Linked DNA regions of Homo sapiens: region 1 is linked to region 2. Evidence: chromatin loops called from intact Hi-C (ENCODE). Cell type or tissue: body of pancreas. All regions are shown on one strand. Links, peaks and the distances in the headings refer to the core of each region. The heading gives the core; the rest is flanking DNA.

Evidence for each region. Hi-C counts contacts between places; a loop is a spot of excess contacts. Peaks named below come from ENCODE experiments on the same cell type or tissue, not always from the same donor. Only the 100,000 strongest peaks of a DNase experiment are listed, where the experiment ranks them.
Region 1: a loop joins it to region 2, with 2.9 times the contacts of the local background. A loop is called at or near these places in 105 of 110 quality-filtered maps.

Annotation. Positions count from the first base shown.
Region 1 is chr17:797,018-808,407 of GRCh38, reverse strand. NXN (nucleoredoxin) reads left to right here. Exons shown (of 8, transcript NM_022463.5): 6 at 3,161-3,340; 7 at 4,602-4,726; 8 at 7,277-9,098. The coding sequence ends at 7,459. Among named protein-coding and RNA genes, the nearest start is that of MRM3, 20 kb to the right of the region's middle. In body of pancreas, for the core only: no CTCF peak of the experiment used is centred there; DNase peaks (open chromatin) are centred at 4,727, 5,177, 5,817 and 6,457; H3K4me3 peaks cover 608 bases; H3K27ac peaks cover 3,208 bases.
Region 2 is chr17:982,474-993,863 of GRCh38, reverse strand. No RefSeq gene overlaps it. Among named protein-coding and RNA genes, the nearest start is that of NXN, 8.4 kb to the right of the region's middle. RefSeq lists an enhancer at 5,151-6,021. In body of pancreas, for the core only: no CTCF peak of the experiment used is centred there; no DNase peak of the experiment used is centred there.

The DNA.
Region 1 (11,390 bases), core at 2,252-10,251, 190 kb after region 2:
TCGCTTGAACCCGGGAGGTGGAGCTTGCAGTGAGCCGAGATCGCGCCACTGCACTCCAGCCTGGGCAGCAGAGGGAGACTGCGTCTAAAAAAAAAAAAAAAATGTGTATTTCAGAGAACCTGCTTCAAGGGCTGGGGGAACAGGGCGTGTGTGAAGGGGGAGAAAGGGAAATGGTGGCTGTGGTCTCAGCCTTCTCCCCCAGGAGCAGAGGGAGGTGGGTGGTGCAGAAAGCTGCAGGTACAGGACTTCCCCGCCCTGGTTAAGACAGTCCCCATCGCAGGTGCTGTGAGGACCCCAGAAGCGTCCACGGCCTGGCAGGAAGAGCAGCAGCTTCTGCAACAGGTGGATCAGGGTCCTGTCCCCAGTGTAACCACTGCCTGGCTGGGTGACCCCCATCCCTACTGTAACCACTGCCTGGCTGGGTGACCTGGGGGTCACCTTGACCATCTGTTAGGGGGATCCTGATGCTGCCCGCCCCATCTGTGATAAGGATTAGCCAGTGCCATCTGTGCCGTGCCTAGCACAGGGCAGACGGCCGCAGAAGCCAGTTCCGTTTCCCGCCCCTGGTTCACCTTTGGAGGGATGTGCACTCGTCATGGCTGTAGGCCAAGCTCGTCAGGACCAGCTGAGGGGAGGCAGCCTGGCACAGCAGACATGGGTGCTTTCCCCCGTGCAGGGGCCGAACACGAGTGGCTTCCTTGGGCCCAAGTTGGTTTCTGCTTATGCAGACAGTCACGCGGCCCAACACGGCCCGTCCCGGCACACCTCGTCTTAGGAGGAGCCGTTCCTCGGGGAAGCCCCTGAGTGCTCCTCAGAAGCCAGGTGGGGGCTCCGTGTCCTCGCCATGCTGTCCTGGGCCCCGCAGGCACGGACTCAAAAGAGGCTGCAGCCACAGTCAGGAAAAAGGCCGCTTGGAGGAGGCCCTCGGAGAGCCCCAGGCGCTGAGCCGGGAAATGGGCAGCTTTGCCTTCAGGTTGGCTTCTCCTCCCTCCCCGTCCCCCGTGCCTGCCTCTCTTCCACAGACCCACTCGGCATCCCACGCCGGGGCACACGCAGGCTGGCCGCGGGGCCTGTCACAGCAGCAGGGGCTCTGGTTTACCCCAGTGCTCATAATTGCCCAATTTCAGAAACACCCTACTCTGAGGAAGGACCTTGCCGGGGGGATTTTGAGAAGGGTGTGTGGTGATGTGGAGGGGCTCCTGTGCGGCCAGCTGTCCCTGTGGTGGTCCCTGGCCCGGATTCCCTTTGGGCTGCAGCCTCGAGACCAGCCCCCGAGCCTCATGGATGGACACAGCGGGCATGGACCCCGGCCTCAGGGGATAAAATGCAGCCTGAGGATGTGGCTGGAAATGCCCAGGTTTCTTGTGCGGCAGCACACACAGCTCCTCGGGCACTGTCCACGCTGAGCACACCCGAAAATCCCCAGTGAGAGCCGGCCGCATGTGTGTGTGGGCGCGTGCGTGTGTGTGTGTGTGTGTGTGTGTGTATGTGAGTGTGTGTGATGTCGGAGTGGCTGTTCTCAAGAGCCTGTTCTCTCTGGACCCACTCCCTGATACATCAGCCACTTTGTCTCATAGGTGTGAACATAATGGATTCGTTGATTCCTTTCGAAGGCAGGCACGCCCGCGGTGCTGGTGGCCGCAGCAGGGTACGAAACACGAGGGCCATATGTCTGGTACCTCGGCATCCCCCCGACAGGGAAGGAGAATGTCAGCGGAGCAAATTACTGACCGAATCCTTGGGAATCTATAAATATTAAATTGCTCTGACTTTCACATAAAATTCAGGCTCTGGGCAGCCCAGGAGGAGAGGCGTCTGGAACGTGCAGGGTGTGGGGGGAGCGGCTGCCAGTGGAGAGACAAAGGTCCCCGAAGGGTGGGCCGTGGGTGGGGGCCTGTAGCCCTGGCTGGAGGAGAGGCTGCGGGGAGTGGGGTAAAAAGAACAGAGACACAGAAAACCCACGTGCACCTTGACCAGAGTGGGGCTTTCTCTGAGTTTTCATTGAAGGCTTTTTGGCTGGGGTTGCGCGGTTTCTGGTTTGCAGGCAAGCTTTCTGTTACTTTTCTTCCCCAGCCCTGGGGAAGGGGGGAGCTGGGGTGCAGACGGCGGGGGCTGCAGCCCTGGGGAAGGGGGGAGCTGGGGTGCAGACGGCGGGGGCTGCAGCCCTGGGGAGGGGGTTGTGCTGGGGTGCAGACGGCGGGGGCTGCAGCCCTGGGGAGGGGGTTGTGCTGGGGTGCAGACGGCGGGGGCTGCAGCCCTGGGGAGCGGGGAGGGCTGGGGTGCAGACGGCGGGGGCTGCAGTCAGCTGTCCTCCTCTTCGAGTCTCCGGTGCGGCCAGCCTCAGGTTCCCCCCGGCGGCACTGGCCCTGCGCTCACTGTGGCCGGGCGAGGACCCGTCTTGCATCGGTGGCCACAGCAAGTCCGCCGTGTGGTCACTGCACTGCCTGTTCCGTGTTTGACCCCCAGCAGCTGGGGAAGGTCTTCTGTGTCTTTGGGAGACCAGCAGTGAGTGATTGCTCCGATGCGCCATGACCCTGTGCTAAGTTCTTATTTATTTATTTATTTGTTTAGAGACAGAATCTTGCTCTGTTGTCCAGGCTGGAGTGCAGTGGTGCAATCCTGGCTCACTGCAACCTCCACCTCCCGAGTTCGAGCGATTCTCCTGCCTCAGCCTCCCGAGTAGCTGGGACTACAGGCGCCCGCCACCACGCCCAGCTAGTTTTTGTATTTTTAGTAGAGACGGGGGTTTCACCATGTTGGCCAGGCTGGTCTCCAACTCCTGACCTCAAGTGATCCATCCACCTCAGCCTCCCAAACTCTAAGTTCTTTAACCGCATGAACTCATTGATCTTTCTGTAGCGGAATAAGGTAGGAACGACAACACACTCATCAGGCTGCAGCTGAGGATCCTGAGGCCCTGAAAGGCGAAGGTGACAGGTTACAGGCTGACCCGAGGGGGTTCCATGGCTCCCCCTGGCCAGGCCTGGATTCTCCCCAGGCTTTGTGACTTTAGACCTGGCCTCTTCATTGTGAGCCTGTACCAGGTCCTCGGTGGGCTCCACCACGGTCGGGGGGACCCCGGGCTGGACCCCGCGAGCCTCCTGCCAGGCAGGGCCAGCATCTCCCGGGCCAGCGGCCAAGCACCCCCTCTTCCCTGCAGGCATCCCCACGCTCATCATGCTGGACCCGCAGGGCGAGGTGATCACGCGGCAGGGGCGGGTGGAGGTGCTGAACGACGAGGACTGCCGGGAGTTCCCCTGGCACCCCAAGCCCGTGCTGGAGCTCTCCGACTCCAACGCCGCGCAGCTTAACGAGGGCCCCTGCCTCGTCCTTTTTGTAGGTATGAAGCTCACGGGGGCAGGGGGCGAGGGGTGGCTGGGGGGCGGGACAGGAGGGGCCTCACTTGGGAGGAGCCTGTCCCTGCCGCTTCTCTCTGTCACCAGCAGTGCAAGCCTGGGCCTTTGTCTCTCCCTGAAGCCTTGCTTTTGACCCCAATGATTTATTCATGGCTGGCCCCTGTGGGAGCTGCAGCTGCACTTTCCCTCCTAGCTGCTCCCCAGCTGCCAGCTGGGCAGAATAGGTCAGGCCGGGAGGATGCCCTCGGGGCCCCCATGCGCAGACCCATTGTTGGAAAGGGCGGGTGGCACACACGGCAGCTGCAGGGGCTGGGCCCCTCTGGCCGAGGCTCACCAAGGCTGCTTCTGCGGATCCTCTGTGCTCTGAAGAGCTGCTCCAGCCCGGTGGCTGCCTTGGCTCCTTTGTCCTCGCTTGCACCTCCCCGTCTCCCATCTCACCCAGTCTGAGCTCCGTGGGTAACTGCCCAGCCGGGCCAGGGGGACACAGGCGCATCCATGCCAGGCTCCCTGCAGTCTGATGGGATGACCCTGGTTCCTTTTGCAAAACCTGGCCCTCTGCCTTGGACTTGTGGCTCCCCTCCAACAACTCAAAATCACTGTACGAGCCTGGGTGTGGTGGCTCACGCCTGTAATCCCAGCTACTCGGGAGGCTGAGGCACGAGAATCGCTTGAACCGGGGAGGCAGAAGTTGTAGTGAGCCCAGATGGCACCACTGCACTCCAGCCTGGGCAACAGAGCGAGACTCTGTCTCAAAAAAAAAAAAAAAAAAAAAAAAAAGCCGCTGACCAGACCACAGTCCTCACCCCCTCCCGCTCACCACCAGTTCTTCTGCCATTTTCACTGGGAAGTCGGAGGTCGGAGGTCATGGCTTCTCATTCTGTGGCTGAGAGAAACACTAGCAGGCGCCTCAGGTCCTGGCTTAGGGGAAGCTCAGCCTCCCAGGCGGGTTTGTGAGGAATTCAATGGGAAGACTGTCTACCTGGGAGAGCAGAGCTGCTCAGTGAGGCAGGTTCCTCCTGGGGAGCCCGGTGCAGGAGAGCACTGTGAGCTTTGCTGCTGGGACGCATGTGCACACACACCCATGCATGCGGGGAGCAAGACCTGCATCCAAGGGGAAGTTCATTTCCGTTCAGGGGCCGCTCAGGCGGGCGTTTCTGCAGCTCAGGCCCCCTCGGCGGGTGCCGCTCTGTTTGACAAGCCAGTGCTTTTTCTCCCCGTCTTTTTCTACCCCCGACCCAATCACAGATTCTGAGGATGACGGAGAGTCCGAGGCGGCCAAGCAGCTGATTCAGCCGATAGCTGAGAAAATCATTGCCAAGTACAAAGCCAAAGAGGAGGAGGCACCCCTTCTGTTCTTCGTAGCCGGGGAGGTGAGTGCGGAGGAGAGGCTTGGCCCAGGGCTGGCTCAGCTGGGACTTCTGGCACAGGACTGATCCTGGCCCCAGGGTTGCCTGAAAGGACCCCAGGGTCAGGGCTGCCTGTGCTTCTGAGAGAGCCCACAGACAAATGTGGCAAGGAAAGGTAGCCATTCGCCATGGAAAACCATTCCCTCCCCTGCTGCTTCCTCTTCCCGTCCATGCTCGGCAGCCTCAGGTCAGCAGGGAGCCGTCCCCAGGCTGCTTCCCGCCTGAGCGGCTGGGGAGAGTGGCCGTGGCTGCAAAGTGTGATCCACACCTCCTGGGTCACAACCAGGCCCTTGAGTCTTTACAAAATGCTGGGTTCGTGCCTCCGCGCTGGCTGCAGTGGGCCGATCTCATCAGAGGGATCCTGGCTGGGGCTACTGCTTATACCTGCGGTCACCCAGCCGGCCCGGTGAGTGCTGAGGTTGGAAATTGCTGCCGCTCCCCGTCTGTTTCACCCAGGCTGTCCCTTTGAGGTCTCCAGCGGGGCTGGACCAGGCAGGAGACTCTTCACAGGGTGGGAAAGTGGGGCTTTCAGCAGAGCGCCCTCCCGCAGGTACCCAGTTATCCAGGGCCTGGAACCCTGCACCCTGCACCCTGCAGACGGGCGTCTCCGCGACTCAGCACAGGTGCAGGCTCTCATTCTTGAGCTCCTCCAACCCAGGAGCCTCCTCCATGCCTGCGCTGCCACCTCCCCACCCCACCCCACCCCACTGACTGACAGACAGTTTTGGAGGCCGCCCCCTGCCCTCCATCCACCCATCTGTACCTCCAGTTGGTCAGAGCCCTGTGCTGATTTCACGCTGTGTTTGGATCCCAGGAGAGGCACGGAGGAGGCAGGCGGCAGCCAGACACCCTGTGCCACCCATTCATCACCTCAGCCCCCGGCCCTGCCCAGCCCAGCACCTGGGTCCTTCCCAGGCGGCTCCAGTCACCTGCTCAGCCCGGGGGTGGAGGGGAGCAAAGAGGTTCACAGGCCCTGCCTCGGGGTGGCACTGGCCACTGCACACCAAGCCCAGCCCCAGGGAGGCTGCGCGGCATGCAGTGACTCCAACCCCTGCAGAATGGCTCTGAGAAAAGATGGCTGCAGCACAGCAGGGGCCGGGCACGGGCGGGGGCGGCCTTGAGAGGTGTCAAGTCTGGAAGGAGCATTTGCAGGTTTTCTGTACGCCAGGCACAGAGCCGCATATTTCACCTGGGCTGTCTCCTTCGCTCCTGGCTCTCTGGCTGGGAACGTAGTCGCTGTCCTGTTTCACAGGGGAGGGAGGCAAGGTTCAGAGTGGACGAGGGGCTGCTCCAAGGCAGTTTGCTGGCTCCCGTCTGGCTGGGCTGGACTTTTGTGTCTCCAAAAAATGTACAAAAATTAGCCAGGCATGGTGCTGCATGGCTAGAGTCCCAGCTACTCAGGAGGCTGAGGTGGGAGGATTGCTTGAGCCCAGGAGGTGGAGGCTGCAGTGAGCTATGACTGCGCCACTTCACTCCAGCTGGGGCAACAGAAAGAGACTCTATCTCCAAAAAAAAAAAGTAGCTCCCTTACAAATCCTTTCTCCTTGTCTTTGGATTTCTGTGTTTGCCTTGGTGTCTGCATGAGGCTATGTCTGCTATTAGGGAAATTCACCAGGACAGCTGCTGGGAATGTAGGATAAAGTGCCAGCTTCTTTCTCAGATAAGTAGTGAGGCAGCGTAAGCTTCCACAGTGCTTAAGCAGCGCTGTCTTCTGAACTGGCTGGCTGTGCAGCTCCTGTCCTGCCTGAAACCACAGGGGTGGGAGTTGGAACACAGCGAGCTGTCTCTGTTTAAAAACATTCCAGAGTTGAAGTCCAGATTGGCCTCAGATAACCCACAGTGGGGCTGCAAATCATTGACAGTTGGTTACAAAAATAAACAATCAGAGGCTATGACATTTCTAGACTGGCACGGTGGCTGACGCCTGTAATCCTAGCACTTTGGGAGGCCAAGGTAGGCGGATCACCTGAGGTCAGGAGTTGGAGACCAGCCTGACCAACATGGTGAAACCCCGTCTCTACTAAAAATGTAAAAAATTAGCCGGGCGTGGTGGGCGCCTGTAGTCCCAGCTACTCAGGAGGCTGAGGCAGGAGAATTGCTTAAACCCGGGAGGTGGAGCTTGCAGTGAGCCGAGATCGTGCCACTGCACTCCAGCCTGGGTGACAGAGCGAGACTCCATCTCAAAAAAAAAAAAAAAAAAAAGAATGTGACATTTCTAAAATGCTGAGGACGTATTAAAATGGTGTTGATGCTAATAAATACATAAATAATTAAATACAGACGACTTACCTAGTGGTTTGCAGGGCGGATGCAAAGAGAGAATTTTACAAAGCAGCCCCTTCCTCCGGAAGGCAGGGCAGGGTTCCCTCCTTCCCAGGCTGGGAGCCCTCTGCTTGGGAAACGCCGGCTCTTCAGGGTGCGGGAGCTACCACACCTGGGGAGACTGGGCCCAGGGGACTCTCCCCCTCCTTTCTTTAAAACTTCTTGGTTTTCTCTCCCTCCTGACGGCTTCAGGATGACATGACTGACTCCCTGCGAGATTACACCAACCTGCCTGAGGCTGCCCCTTTGCTCACCATCCTGGACATGTCAGCCCGGGCCAAGTACGTGATGGACGTGGAGGAGATCACCCCCGCCATCGTGGAGGCCTTTGTGAATGACTTCCTAGCAGAGAAGCTCAAACCGGAGCCCATCTAGCGTGGCTCCGGCCTCCTGAGACGTTATTTAAAACTCAGCCTTCTCCTCCTCCCCCTCCTTCCTTCCGCCCTTGGACTTACCCAGCGTGCCCCGAATCCCACCACCCAAGTGTCCAGCCTCTCTGTGGTGCCTTGTTTCTGCAGTAAACTCCTCAGCCAGCACCCTGGGGTGTGGAATCAGCAGCGGCAGAGTCCACCGTGTTTGGAGACTCTGTTTGGGAGCACGGGATGGCCGGGGGCCCGGCCAGAGCGGGGCTGCATGGCTTTCGCAAAGTCACTAGCTTTTGGTGAAGGATCTGCCAGGGTGTCCTGGGCAGAGTGAGCGTGGAGGGCCGGTGGGTCCCGCTCGGGCTCTGACTCTGACGTCGGCACACACGGCCCCGGACGGCCAGAGGGGAACCGCCGGGTGACACCTGCGTGGAGGCTGAGCTGAGAAAGGGCCTCCGCTTAGAGCTGCGGGTGAGGACGTCCTTTTCTAAGCAACACAGTCTTCCTCGGTCTGAGAGAAAAGCAGCCCACTCTTGTGTTCTCAGGCAGGGGATCTCCAAATGCAAAAGGAAGCTTGTAGAGGTTTTTTGGGTGAGAAGAAAAATGTAGCTAAGGTAATGGTTCATATCATACAAACAGCTCCCACGATCCTGAAATTCTGTTAACGAATCCTTCTCTTTGGACATCTTCCCAAGAAACTTAGCCCTGAGTCCTAGGAGGAGCACCTCTGCACCAGCACGGACCTCTCGCTCCACCCAGCTCTGTGCCCAAGGCCCCTGATCTCTGCTGAGGTGCCCACACCCACGTTCGATCACCCCTGCCATTCCCTTTTATTTTCTTTTTTTTGAGATGGAGTCTTGCTCTGTCGCCCAGGCTGGAGTGCAGTGGCACCATCTTGGCTCACTTCAACCTCCGCCCCCAAGGTTCAAGTGATTCTCCTGCCTCAGCCTCCCGAGTAGCTGGGATTACAGGCACCCGCCACCGTACCTGGCTAATTTTTGTATTTTTAGTAGAGATGGGGTTTCACCATGTTGGCCAGGCTGGTCTCGAACTCCTGACCTCAGGTGATCCACCCGCCTCGGCCTCCCAAAGTGCTGGGATTACAGGCGTGAGCCGCCGTGCCCGGCCCCCTTTTCTTTTCAAAGCAGAACTACAAAGATGAGAAATTACCAGAAGCCTCGCCTTTTCCTAAGCACCAGCGGAAGGAGCTGTGCCCCGGGATGGAGTGAGGGTGGAGGGCGCGTCAGCCACGGGTGGGCCTTGTGTCGCCTTGTATCGGCCCAGGTAGGTTGTTGGCCTCTTACTTGGGCTGACCTGACCCCCGAAAGAGAAACAGACAACTCTGTTCTCAGGATTGGGGATGGACGGCTTCGGCCAAGCGTTTTAGCCTCATTCACTCAGGCCCCACTCAGCACTCTGCCAGCCAAGACCATTGATTTGGAAAATCCGGTCCCCACCCGCTAATGAGCTGTTGACACTGTTGTTCCTTGCTGAATTGGATTGTTGACTTGTAGTTCAGAGGCGTACAACTAGTTGGCGATTAGACTTGTTATGTGATGTTACCAGCCTGAAATGCGATCACCCCGTAGGAAATAAAGCAGGCATCTCTGGACCTCATCCACCCTGGGCCTCTGCTGTCCTTGATCACAAAAGTTGTTTTTGCTTGTGGTCCTGTGCTCTATCGGGGTGGGCAGTGGAGGATACCTGGTAGCTGGGAGCTGAGTCCCAGGAGTTTTGAGACCCCCAGGATGTAGCATCTGTCACATCCTCTTGGCTTCCGGCAGCCAGGAAGCTCATTTGGATGACCGTGGCAGAGGCAGATCCCTCCTGCAGCCCTGGCCACCGTCTCTCCTGGTTTGACTTGGCCCTGGACGGAGGGTGAATCCTCAGATCGCGTACCTTGCTGTGGACATTCTTGCCCATTTCCTCCCTCCAGGGGAGCCGAGTCCTCTGAAGCCTGAGAAAGCTGGTTGGGAGAACAGGAGGAATCACGCACGGGTCTCCTTGTGAAGAATGGGCCAAGTGTGGGAGCCTCTTAAACCCAGCAGGTCCCAGGCTCAAGGCTTCTCTGGGAACGCTGCCAGAGTCTCCCTTAGGGGTCGGGGTGGGTGGGATGAATGTGGCCGACCTGAATGTGGGAGGTGGCAGGATTTCTCTCCATGTATCATGATGGCCTCGGAGGAAAGGTGGGTTCTCTTAGCAGCTGCTTACCTTTGGGGCAGGAGGAACAAAGTCCAGCGAGGGGGTTGCCCTAAGTCATTGCAACTGGATTCTTGACACCAGAATTCCCCTTTTAGAGTGGGTCTGTAGCTTCCTTAAGACCCGTGGGGAAGGTTTACTCCAAAGGTTCAGGTTTATACAGTGACTGCTTTGCGGGAAACCGTTAGGGAAGAATCACTTCTGAGTGTCAGGGATCGATAGTGAGAGGTCGTAAAGGCCACAGATGCAGGCGAAGTGGGTGGCATGATAATCCCCGCCAAGCAGCTCCACCTTCAGATTCTTGTTGCTAATTGGAAGCAGGTTCAGCACCAGCTGTGGCATATTCAAGGGCTTCCTCCGGCAGCCAGGAAAACCAGGCCCTGCAGGTGGAGGCTGGGGGCGGCTGTGAAAACGCCACTCTGTGGTTCCCAGATTTGTGTTTACCACAGTGACTTCCAGATCCCATCCATTCATCCTCACAACAGCGATGAGGGTTTTTTTTTTTTTTTTTTTTTGAGACAGAGTCTCGCTCTGTCGCCCCGGCTAGAGTGCAGTGGCACGATCCCAGCTCACAGGTTCAAGCCATTCTCCTGCCTCAGTCTCCCAAGTAGCTGAGATTACAAGCGACACCACCGCGCCTGACTAATTTTTGTATTTTTAGTAGAGACGGGGTTTCGCCATGTTGGCCAGGCTGGTCTCGAACTCCTGACCTCAGGTGATCTGCCTGCCTTGGCCTCCCACAGTGCTGGGATTCCAGGCGTGCGCCGGCACAGCCAGCCTGTTGTTGTTGTTTTTTTTAACCTGTCTTCCCAACATTAAAAGCCTGTTGAAGAAAAAGGGTATGTTTTCCACATTGAATTCCTAATTGGGAAAAAAAATACTAAAAAAAGAGAAAAGGGTATGTTTGGGACCAGCACATACAGCAGATGAAAACCAGCTTCTTTTCCAGAGCGAGGTGACTTCCTGCTCTTGCTTTTCGCCCCTTGGTACGTCCTTGAAATCAATGGCCATCACTTACCAGAACGCAGGGAGCGAGTGCTGTGTTGGCATCGGCCAAGCTTCAAATAGTAATTTTCAGCCAGACTTTGTTTTTTCCTGTTGCCTAATTAAAGACACTGAAAAGCTGTTCTCCCCTCCTGCTGCCTTGTTCTAGGACAGCAAACTGAATTCAGGAACAATACAGACGGAGCCGGATGTGGCCCAGGAGCAGATGCGCGGGACCTAACACGGTGTTGCCCCGTGCAGCTTAGGGAGGAAATGCAATGTATGAGAGGACACACGTCTGGGAACCCTGCACACTGGGAAGCGTAGTACCAGCAGGGCCCTGAGCGAGGGCACACGCTGTTGACGGTGCCGTTGCCCTGGGCAGGCCCATGTGTTGTGCGCGCTGTGGGTGGCTGTGCACACAGGCCCGCAGGTTCAGGAGTAGCACTGAGCAGGGGGCTGTGAGCTCAAAGGATCTTTCCAGTTTGCCCCGAAGCAGCTGAATGAGAGAAGTGGGCACTTGGCTACACCCCTCACTGCTGCCGCCAGCAGACGAGGGCACACGCCCTGCTTCCTCCAGGCTGCGGCTGCGCAAGGGAAAATTCTTTGGGAACAAATAGCTGTTGACCAGTAGCTTCATTAGTGCTGGGAATATAACATGAGGGCGTTCTAGGTACACCTCGTATGTGAGCGCATGAAGACAGGTAAGTATGCCTACTGCCATTTTTCAAGGCGTGTGTCTCACCCCCTTGGTGCTTTGG
Region 2 (11,390 bases), core at 1,853-9,852:
TGAGGGTGGATTATGTGAGGTGGATTATGTGAGGGTGGATTATGTGAGGTGGATTATGTGAGGTGGATTATGTGAGGTGGATTATGTGAGTGTGGATTATGTGAGGGTGGATTATGTGAGGGTGGATTATGCGAGGTGGATTATGTGAGGGTGGGTGGATTATGCGAGGTGGATTATGCGAGGTGGATTATGTGAGGTGGATTATGTGAGTGTGGATTATGCGAGGGTGGATTATTTGAGGGTGGATTATGTGAGGCGGATTATGTGAGAGTGGATTATGTGAGGGTGGATTATGTGAGGGTGGATTATGTGAGGTGGATTATGTGAGGGTGGATTATGTGAGGGTGGATTATGTGAGGGTGGATTATGTGAGGTGGATTATGTGAGGGTGGATTATGTGAGGGTGGATTATGTGAGGTGGATTATGTGAGTGTGGGTGGATTATGTGAGGTGGATTATGTGAGGGGTGGATTATGTGAGGGTGGATTATGTGAGGTGGATTATGTGAGGTGGATTATGTGAGGGTGGATTATGTGAGGGTGGATTATGTGAGGTGGATTATGTGAGGGTGGAGTGGCTCTTAGCTTTTCTCTCTGAATCACTTTCCCCACAAGAGGACATTTATCGTCTGGCCTGGTCTGACAGATGGAATAAGGCTTGACGTCGCTGGCTGCAGCAGATGGAAACAAGGCAGGGGGCGTGGGGCCTCCAGCCGTGAGTCGTGGGTTCCCACGGGCAGCCGGTGATAAAGAGCACTCCAGGCTCCGGATGGGGTCCTCCAGGCCCAGCCCTGAGCACCGTCGGTCCCTCCCTTCTGTCTCCACAGTGAAGGGCACGTAATAGCATCATCTGTTCATCTTCATAGAGTATTGGCCTGGTGAGGGGCTGGGCTTACTGGAGGTCCGTGAGGCTGTCCTAAACCATCACTGAGAACCAGGTGGTTAAGCTGCTGAGCGCAGAGTTAGTTTCTGACTCAGAAAGGTCTGAGGTGGGTGTGAAATTTTGGATTTCCCAGGTGATGCTACTGCTGGTTGGGGACCACATTTTTTTTTTCTTTTTTCTGAGATGGAGTCTCGCTCTGTCGCCCAGGCTGGTGTGCAATGGTGCGATCTCAGCTCACTGCAACCTCCATTACCCAGCTTTAAGTGATTCTCCTGCCTCAGCCTCCTGACCCCAGCTACAGGCGTGAGCCACCACGCCCAGCTAATTTTTTTGTATTTTTAGTAGAGACGGAGTTTCACCATGTTGGCCAGGCTGCTCTTGAACTCCTGACCTCAAGTGATCTGCCCGCCTTGGCCTCCCAAAGTGCTGGGATTACAGATGTGAGCTGCCACACTCAGACCCTTGTGAACTTTTGCTAGTAATTCTTTTTTCTTCTCACAACACTCCACTCATGCCCCTCAGCTCTGTCTTTAAATATTCCTGCCCTTCAAAACTTACCTTTTCTGATTAATCTAATTGGAAGTAATGTCTTCTCTGAGCCTCTTTTTTTCTTTTTGAGACAGGGTCTTTCTTTGTGGCCCAAACTGGAGTGCAGTGGCCCCATCATGGCTCACTGCAGCCTCGATCTCCTGGGCTCAAGGGATCCTCCTACCTCGACCCTGCCAAGTAGCTGGGACCATGGGCATGTACCACCATGCCGGGGTAATGGGCTAATGTTTTTTTTTTTTGAGATGGAGTCTTGCTCTGTTGCCCAGGCTGGAGTGCAGTGGTGTGATCTCGGCTCAGTGCAAGCTCCGCCTCCTGGGTTCACGCCATTCTCCTGCCTCAGCCTCCCGAGTAGCTGGGACTACAGGCGCCCGCCACCACGCCCAGCTAATTTTTTGTGTTTTTAGTAGAGACGGGGTTTCACCGTGTTAGCCAGGATGGTCTCGATCTCCTGACCTCGTGATCCGCCCACCTCAGCCTCCCAAAGTGCTGGGATTACAGGTGTGAGCCACCGTGCCCCGGGCTAACTTTTAAAAACCTTTTTTATAGAAACTGGTTCTTACTCTGTTGCCCAGACTGGTCTCAAACTCCTGGGCTCAAGCAATCCTCCCACCTCAGCCTCCTAAAGTGCTGGGGTTACAGGTGTGAGCCACCGTGCCCCGGGCTAACTTTTAAAAACCTTTTTTACAGAAACTGGTTCTTACTCTGTTGCCCAGACTGGTCTCAAACTCCTGGGCTCAAGCAATCCTCCCACCTCAGCCTCCCAGAGTGCTGGGGTTACAGGTGTGAGCCACCGCACCGGCCTCTTAATTAATAGGCTCTTAACTGGTTTTGGAGCCTCCTACCTTGCTCTTCTCCAAACTATTCACAGAATGATCTTCCCACACAGGACTGTGAACGTGCTCCCTGCTCTGGATTCTACTTCATGCCAGGATAAAATCTGAACTCAACGTGTTGCTTTTACAACTAGTGCCCAGGAAGACACAGGTGCTTCCGTCCAGGTTTAGTTCTTTTTTTTTGAGACAGAGTCTTGCTTCTTCACCCAGGCTGGAGTGCAATGGTGAGATCTCGGCTCACTGCAACCTCTGCCTCCCGGGTTCAGCAGTTCTCCTGCCTCAGCCTCCCAAGTAGCTGGGATTACAGTCATGTGCCAGCACGCCCGGCTAATTTTTTGTATTTTTAGTAGAGATGGGGTTTCACCAGGCTGACAAGAATGGTTTTGAACTCCTGACCTCAAGTGATCTGCCCGCCTTGGCCTCCCAAAATGCTGGGATTACAGGTGTGAGCCACTGTGCCTGGCCTAGGGGTACAAGTTATAATCCTCAGATTTGATCTGAAAAGTATTGGGATTACAGGCATGAGCCACCGTGCCCAGCCTAGGGGTATGAATTATAATCCTCAGATCTGATCTGAAAAGTATTGGAAGCAGATAGAAAAATGCACAGTGTTTTCTCCAGCACTTTACACTTCTACAAGAAAGTCAGAAAAGAGTTAGGAAAGTTGTTTAGGAACTAGAGACTAATGGCCGGGCATGGTGGCTCATGCCTGTAATCCCAGCACTTTGGGAGGTCAAGGCAGGAGGATCACTTGAGCCCAGGAGTTCAAGACCAGCCTCGGCCACATAGTGAGACTGTGTCTCTACAAAAAAATACAAAAATTAGGCTGGGTTTGGTGGCTAACACCTGTAATCCCAGCACTTTGGGAGGCCGAGGCAGGCAGATCACGAGTTCAGGAGATCGAGACCATCCTGGCTAACATGGTGAAACCCTGTCTCTATTAAAAATACAAAAAATTATCCAGGCATGGTGGCGGGTGCCTGTGGTCCCAGCTACTCAGGAGGCTGAGGCAAGAGAATGGCGTGAACCCAGGAGGTGGAGCTTGCAGGAGCTTGCAGATCACGCCATTGCACTCCAGCCAGGGCAACAGAGCAAGACTCCGTCTCTAAAAAAACAAAAAATACAAAAATTAGCTCGGCATGGTGACATGTGCCTGTAGTCCCAGCTACTTGGGAGGCTGAGGTGGGAGGATTGCTTGAGCCCAGGAGGTCAAGGCTTCAGTGAGCCATCATCGTACCACTGCACTCCAGCCTGGGCGACAGAGTGAGAACCATCTCAAAAAAGAAAAACAAAAAAGCAACCCAGAGACCAGACTTGTCCTGCTTTGCTAAGGGATAAAAGGAATAATAGAAAGAATAATAAATCACGGTGGCTCCCCAAAGTTATATATCAAGTTGGTGCCAGAAAGATCTGCACCACACTTCTGCCATAGCCAGTGAGAACAACGATCTTCTCCCCCTTTCTTCGTCTTGATCCTTGTCAGATCTCGCCTCCATATTCTGCTGTATGCACTTCTCTATCAGGTAATTTCATTTATTAGTGGATCTGCCACAAAATACCGACTTTTTAAAAAGGAAAATATAAAACAGACATTAAAGCTTATAATACAGGCCGGGTGCGGTGGCTCACACCTGTAATCCCAGCACTTTGGGAGGCTGAGGCGGGCGGATCACCTGAGGTCAGGAGTTCAAGACCAGCCTGACCAACATAGTGAAACCCTGTCTTTACCAAAAATGCAAAAATTAGCTGGTGGTGGCGGGCGTCTGTAGTCCCAGCTACTCTGGAGGCTGAGGCAGGAGAATGGCGTGAAACCGGGAGGCGGAGCTTGCAGTGAGCCGAGATTGTGCCATTGCACTCCAGCCTGGGCGACAGAGCGAGACTCTGTCTCAAAAAAAAAAAAAAAAAAAAAAGAATTACAAATGGGGCCGGGTGCAGTGGCTCATGCCTATAATCCCTGCAGTTCAGAAGGCCAAGCCGGAGGATCCCTTGAAGTCAAGAGTTCAAGACCAGCCTGGGCAGCATAGTGAGACCTCTATCTCTAAAAAAAAAAAAAGAAAGAAAGAAAGAAAATAAATTAGCCGGGCATGGTGGAGTGCACCTGTAATTCCAGCTATGCGGGAGGCTGAGGTGGGAGGATCACTTGAGCCCAGGAGTTGGAGGCTGCAGTGAGCCATGATCACAGCACTATACCCAGCCTGGGTGACAGAGCAAGACCCCATTTCTTTTTTTTTTCCTTTTTTTTTTTTTTTTGAGATGGAGTCTCACTGTGTCACCAGGCTGGAGTGCAGTGGTGTGATCTCGGCTCACTGCAACATCCGCCTCCCGGGTTCAAGCGATTCTCCTGCCTCAGCCTCCTGAGTAGCTGGGATTACAGGCATCCACCACCACACCCAGCTAGTTTTTGTATTTTCAGTAGAGACGGGGTTTCACCATGTTGGCCAGGATGGTCTCAATCTCTTGACCTCGTGATCCACCCACCTCGGCCTCCCAAAGTGCTGGGATTATAGGCGTGAGCCACTGCACCTGGCCAAGACCCTGTTTCTTTAAAAAAAAAAAAAAAGACAAGTTGTAGGTTAGTATTTCCTACCTCTTCTGCACCCTCCTTTCTCTTGTGCTACGTCTTAAAGATACCCCATGTCAGAGTGTGTGATGGGCAATTGTGTGTGCCAACTTGACTGGGCCGTTTAGTGTCCAGATATTTAACGGCAACTCAATCCTCATTTGGGCGTGTTAGCCTGACCTAGTTATAGAGCAACCTGAAAATCTGCTAGCTTTGAGAGGGACCAGAGCGAGAGAACGCACTGTAGCAGGTTCCGACTGTGATGCAAGCTGCTCTCCACGTGGGCCACGTGATCCAGCTGATCCAGTGATGCTTGAAGAGACCGTGGCAGACAAGGATGCTGTTTGCAGCCTTTGGCAGGCCCCGTAGGTGAATCGCAGAGCAAGCCTGTAGGATTTTGGAGCAAAGCTCTGCCATCCTGTGGACAGTACTCTCCTTTTGAGACACAGCTTTTGGACTGCTACTGGGCCTTCTTGGAGACTGATGCTTAGCCATGGGCCACGGAGTTACCATGTGGCCTGAGCTGCCCGTCGTGAACTGGAGGTTCTCTGACCCATCAAGCCATACAGTTGGGTGTGCACAGCAGCACCGTGCTTCACCATCTAATGGAAATAGTATACACGTGACTGGGCCCAAGCAGGCCCTGAAGGCACCAGGAAGTTAGATGGAGAAGCAGCTTCAAAGGCCCTTGGTTCCCACTGCCACGACTCCACCCTGCCTTCCCTTTCCCAGCCTGCACCTCTAGCATCATGGGGAGTCCTCCATGATCAGCTGACAGAGAAAGCGAAGACTCACATCCCAGTTTGCAGATGGTTCTGTACGACGTGCAGTCTCCGCCCGAAACTGAGCAGCTGTTGCCCTCCAGCCTCTTCCTTGGACATTCCCGAAGGACAGCGGTGGGGGCAGATCCTCCCGGTGGGCAGACGTTGGCGCAGTGCACCTGGTTGTTGGTTGTGCTTGGAAGGAGAAATGGCTGGACGTGAGAGCACACACCGATTCACCGACCGTAGCCAATGATTTGCCTGGAGAGTCAGGGACTTGGAAGGAACATGATTGGAAAATTAGTGACAAGGAAACCGAGGGAACTGAGAGAAGAGGTATGTGGGCAAAAACCGGACGATACGTGTGTCCCATGTAAATGCTCGCCAAAGGGTGGCCTCACCAGGGAAGAGTTCGAATCTTCAAGCGATAGGATGGCCCGTTCTCTGGGTGCTGCTCAGCCTCTCTCCCCCGACACCACAGTTAGTGCCCAGTGGGCTCATGAACAAAGTGGCCATGGGGGGCAGGGATAAAGGTTATTCATGGGCTCACAGCACAGACTGTTACTCACTATGGCCATCCTGGCTGCAGCCATGGCTGAAAGCCCCATCTGCCAGCAACAGAGACCAACCCTGAGCCCCTGAAATGATGCCATTCCCTGGGGTGATCAGCCAGCGACCCAGTGACCCCATTCCCTGCGGTGATCAGCCAGCAACCCGGTGACCCCATTCCCTGGGGTGATCAGTCGGTGACCCCATTCCCTGGGGTGATCAGCCAGCGACCCAGTGACCCCATTCCCCGGGGTGATCAGCCGGTGACCCCAATCCCTGGGGTGATCAGCCAGTGACCCCATTCTCTGGGGTGATCAGCCAGCGACCTGGTGACCCCATTCCCTGGGGTGATCAGTTGGTGACCCCATTCCCTGGGGTGATCAGCCAGCGACCCGGTGACCCCATTCCCTGGGGTGATCAGCCGGTGACCCCAATCCCTGGGGTGATCAGCCAGTGACCCCATTCTCTGGGGTGATCAGCCAGCGACCCGGTGATCCCATTCCCTGGGGTGATCAGTTGGTGACCCCATTCCCTGGGGTGATCAGCCAGTGACCCGGTGACAGGTTGGTGACACTGGATCACTTCCATCACGGAAGGGGCAGCATTTTGTCCTCACTGGAATAGACACTTACTCTAGATCGGGATTTGCCTTCCCTGTACGTCACGCTCCTGCCAAAACTAGCATCCGTGGACTCACAGAATGCCGTACCTACTGTCACGGTATGCCACACCGCACTGCTTCTGTCTGAGGAACTCCCTTCACAGCAAAGAAAGTATGGTAACGAGCCCATGCTCATGGAATTCCCCGGTACGACCATGTTGCCCACCATCTTGAAGCAGCTGGTTTGATAAGATGGTGGAATGGCCTTTTGAAGACTCCACTACAGCACCAGCTGGGTGGCGATGCCTTGCAGGGCTGGGCCAGAGTTCTGCAGGAGGCAGTATATGCTCTGAATCAGAACTGAGTGTAGGGTGCTGTTTCTCCCACAGCCAGGATTCATGGGTCCGGGAATCAAGGGGTGGCAATGAGAGGGGCACCAGTCCCTAGCACTCCTAGTGACCCAGCAGCAAGATGTTTGTTTCCTGTTCACGTGACCTTATGCTCTGCTGGCCTAGGGGTCGTATTTCCAAATGGAGGAATGTTTCCCCCAGAAGACCCAACAGTGGTGCCATTGAACTCCAAGTGAGGACTTCTGCTGGGCCTGTTTGGCCTCCCACTGCCTCTGAATCAACAGGCAGATAAGAGAGTTACTGTGCTGGCTGGGGTGATTGATCCTAGATTGGACCACAAGTCCACAATTGAGGTGAGCAAGAGTATGTCTGGAATAGAGGCCCCTCAGGGTGTCCTAGTAGACCATGGCCTATGATTTAGGGCAATGGAAAAACCACAAGAATTCAATCCAGGCAGGACTACCAAGGGCCCAGACCTTTCAGGAATGAAAGTTTGGGTCACCCACCAGGAAAAGACCCACAACCAGCTGAGGTGCTTACTGAAAGCAAAGGGAATACATAATGGATAGTGAAAGGTCATTATAAATACCAGCCACAACCCATGGCCAGTTACAGAAACACGGGCTGGAATGATCATGGATATTTCCTACTTGTTTTGTTAGGAATACGTTTCTCTGTGTTTATATACTGGCAAACCTCAAGATATTGCAGCTCTGGTTCCAGATTACAACAATAAAACTAATATCACAGGCCAGGCGCAGTGGCTCACACCTGTAATCCCAGCACTTTGGGAGGCTGAGGTGAATGGATCACCTGAGGTCAGGAGTTTGAGACCAGCCTGGCCAACATGGTGAAACACTGTCTCTACTAAAAATACAAACAAAATAGCTGGGCGTGGTGATACGCACCTATAATCCCAGCTACTCATGAGGCTGAGGCAGGAGAATGGCTTGAACCAGGAAGGCAGAGGTTGCAGTGAGCCAAAATCACGCTATTGCACTCCAGCCTGGACAACGAATGAAGCTTCATCTCAAAAAACAAAAACAAAAACAAAACAGCTGGGCGTGGTGGCTCACACCTGTAATCCCAGCACTGTGGGAGGCCGGGGCGGGTGGATCACGAGGTCAGGAGATCGAGACCATCCTGGCTAATATGGTGAAACCCTGTCTATACTAAAAATACAAAAATTAGCCGGTCGTCCTGTCAGGTGCCTGTAATCCCAGCTACTTGGGAGGCCGAGGCAAGAGAATGGCATGCACCAGGGAGGCGGAGCTTGCAGTGAGTGGAGATGGCACCACCACACTCCAGCCTGGGTGACAGAGCGAGACTGCGCCTCAAAAAAAAAAAAAAAAAAAAAGATGCTAATGATCATTTGAGCCTTTAGCAAGTTGAAATCATTTTGCTGGTGGAGGGTCTTGCCTCAATATTGATGGCTGCTGGTGACTGATCAGGATGGTGGTTGCTGAAGGTTGGGTGGCTGTGGTAAAAGCGCTTAAAATCAGACTGCAGCGAAGCTTGCCGTATCCATCATCTCTCCCTCTCAAGAAAGATTTCTCTGTAGCGTGCGATGCTGTTTGATAGCATTTTACCCACAGTAGAACTTCTTTCAAAATTGGAGTCAGTCCTCTCAAACCTTACCGCTGCCTTATTAAGTTGACGTTCTAACTGTCTTTGCTCATCTACAAGAAGCAACTCCTCACCTGCTACAGTTTGGTCATGAGACTGCAGCCATCTCAGCCCCATCTTCAGGCTTCACCTCTCATTCTAGTTCTCATTGTTTCTACCGCATCCGCACTTTCTTCCTTCACGGAAGACACGTGTGATGGTTGGAATCAACTTCTTCCAAACTCCTGTTAACGTTGATATTTTGATCTTCTCCCATGAGTCACGAATGCTTTTTTTTTTTTTTTTTAAGAAAAAGTCTTGCTCTGTCACCCAGGCTGGAGTGCAGTGGCACAGTCATGGCTTACTGCAGCCTCGACCTCCTGGGCTCAATCGATCCTCCCACCTCAGCCTCCTGAGTAGCTGGGACCATGGGTGTGCGCCACCACACCCAGCTAATTTTTTAATTTTTAGTAGAGATGGGATTTTGCCATGTTGCTCAGGCTAGTCTTGAACTCGTGACCTCAGGTGATCCGCCCACCTTGGCCTCCCACAGTGCTGGGATTCCAGGCATGAACCACCGCGCCCGGCCCACATCATGTGTGCTACTCTTTCTAAAGTCCAAGGACTGTGATTTATGAATCTTAAAAGTGACAAATATATATTTGTGCTGTGTGTATTTCGTATGACTTCATGTGCCTTCAAAAGCAATTTCTGAAGAGAAAATTCTAATATGTTCTACAGAATGCGATACATGTTGAGGCTCATTCCTACATATTTTAAAACAATAATAATTTTCAGAATAGCCAAGTCGATTCATGTAACATCGCTAGCTGAACACCAGTGGGGACATTCTCCTTTAGAGAACCACATACACAGAGAGCAAGATTTCTGTAGCCCAGAGCACACTGGCTAATTCTTCACAGGATGCCAAATGACTCCTTGGGCTTCTTATAACACCCACTACAATTATGATTCTGGGATCATTTCCATTGCAAATCCCCTCTTTCCACACCCCTTTAAAAGGCAGCTGTGATATTTGGCCTCTAACCAAGGCCTGCCGCATCCACAATTCTCTAAATTTTATTTATATTTCATGTGCAGTGTGTTCGAACTCTCCCTTCCCCAGGTGCCAGATGCTGGTTTGGACACACTCCAGTGGAAAGTGCTTTCCTGTTAAATAAGACAAGTCACACATGGAAGAAACCTCCTCTTTATATCAGACTTGCACCAAGTATACCAAAGTTAATACTCGAATATTTGCAATATTTGCAGCCCCCCAAATTCCCTCTTCACCGGCCTCCACACCAAATGCCTCTTGCCCTTTGGCTGCCGTAGCAGGTAAATGCTGATAGCCCTTTTACATTTCTGTAGTTTTCATAATTTTGAAAGTGTCAGAGTGTAGGACTCTAACACTCTTTCAGTAGTGCCTAACCCACGTACCCAGTGCATGGGCCTTTCAGATAAGATTTGGATGAGATGATAAAACATTGTAACCCATTTACAGGATTTCAAAAGATGTCTAGTAACTATGTGTGTGTGTGTGTGTGTGTGTGTGTGTGTGTATATATATACTTTTTTTTTTTTTTTGAGATGGAGTCTCTCCCTGTCGCCCAGGCTGGAGTGCAGTGGTGCGATCTCGGCTCACTGCAAACTCCGCCTCCCGGGTTCATGCCATTCTCCTGCCTCAGCCTCCCGAGTAGCTGGGACTACAGGTGCCCGCCACCTCGCCCGGCTAATTTTTTGTATTTTTAGTAGAGACGGGGTTTCACTGTGTTAGCCAGGATGGTCTCAATCTCCTGATCTCATGATCTGCCCGCCTCGGCCTCCCAAAGTATTGGGATTACAGGTGTGAGCCACCTCACCTGGCCTAGTAACTTAATATATATGATATGAGTAGCTTTAAATGTTTTCACCAAGGCCGGGTGGTGGCTCATGCCTGTAATCCCAGAACTTTGGGAGGCTGAGGCGGGTGGATCACTTGAGGCCAGGAGTTTGAGACCAGCCTGGCCAGTATGGTGAAAACCCCGTCTCTATTAAAGATACAAAAAATTGGCCAGGCTTGGTGGCGGACGCCTGTAATCCCAGCTACTCCAGAGGCTGAGGCAGAGAATTGCTTAAACCTGGAGGGGCGGAGCTTGCAGTGAGCCGAGATCGCGCCACTGCACTCCAGCTTGGGCAACAGAGCAAGACTCTGTTGCAAAAAACAAACAAACAAAACAAAACAAAAAAATTAGTGCATGCCAGTAATCCCAGCTATTTGGGAGGTGGTGCATGCCTGTAATCCCAGCTACTCGAGAGGCTGAGGCAGGAGAATCACTTGAATCTGGTAGGCAGAGGTTGCAGGAGCTGAGATCGCACCACTGCACTCCAGCCTGGGCAACAGAGTGAGACTCTGTCTGTAGGGACCAGCCCCACAGGGTCAGTGGGTCTCTCCCCGTGTGCGGAGACGAGAGAGTGTAGAAATAAAGACACAAGACAAAGAGATAAAAGGCAGCTGGGCCTGGGGAACCACTACCACCAAGTCGCGGAGACCGGTAGTGGTCCCAAATGCCAGGCTGCACTGATATTTATTGGATACAAGACAAAGGGGCAGGATAAGGAGAGTGAGCCATCTCCAATGATAGGTAAGGTCATGTGGGTCACGTGTCCACTGGACAGGGGGCCCTTCCCTGCCTGGCAGCCGAGGCAGAGAGAGAGAGG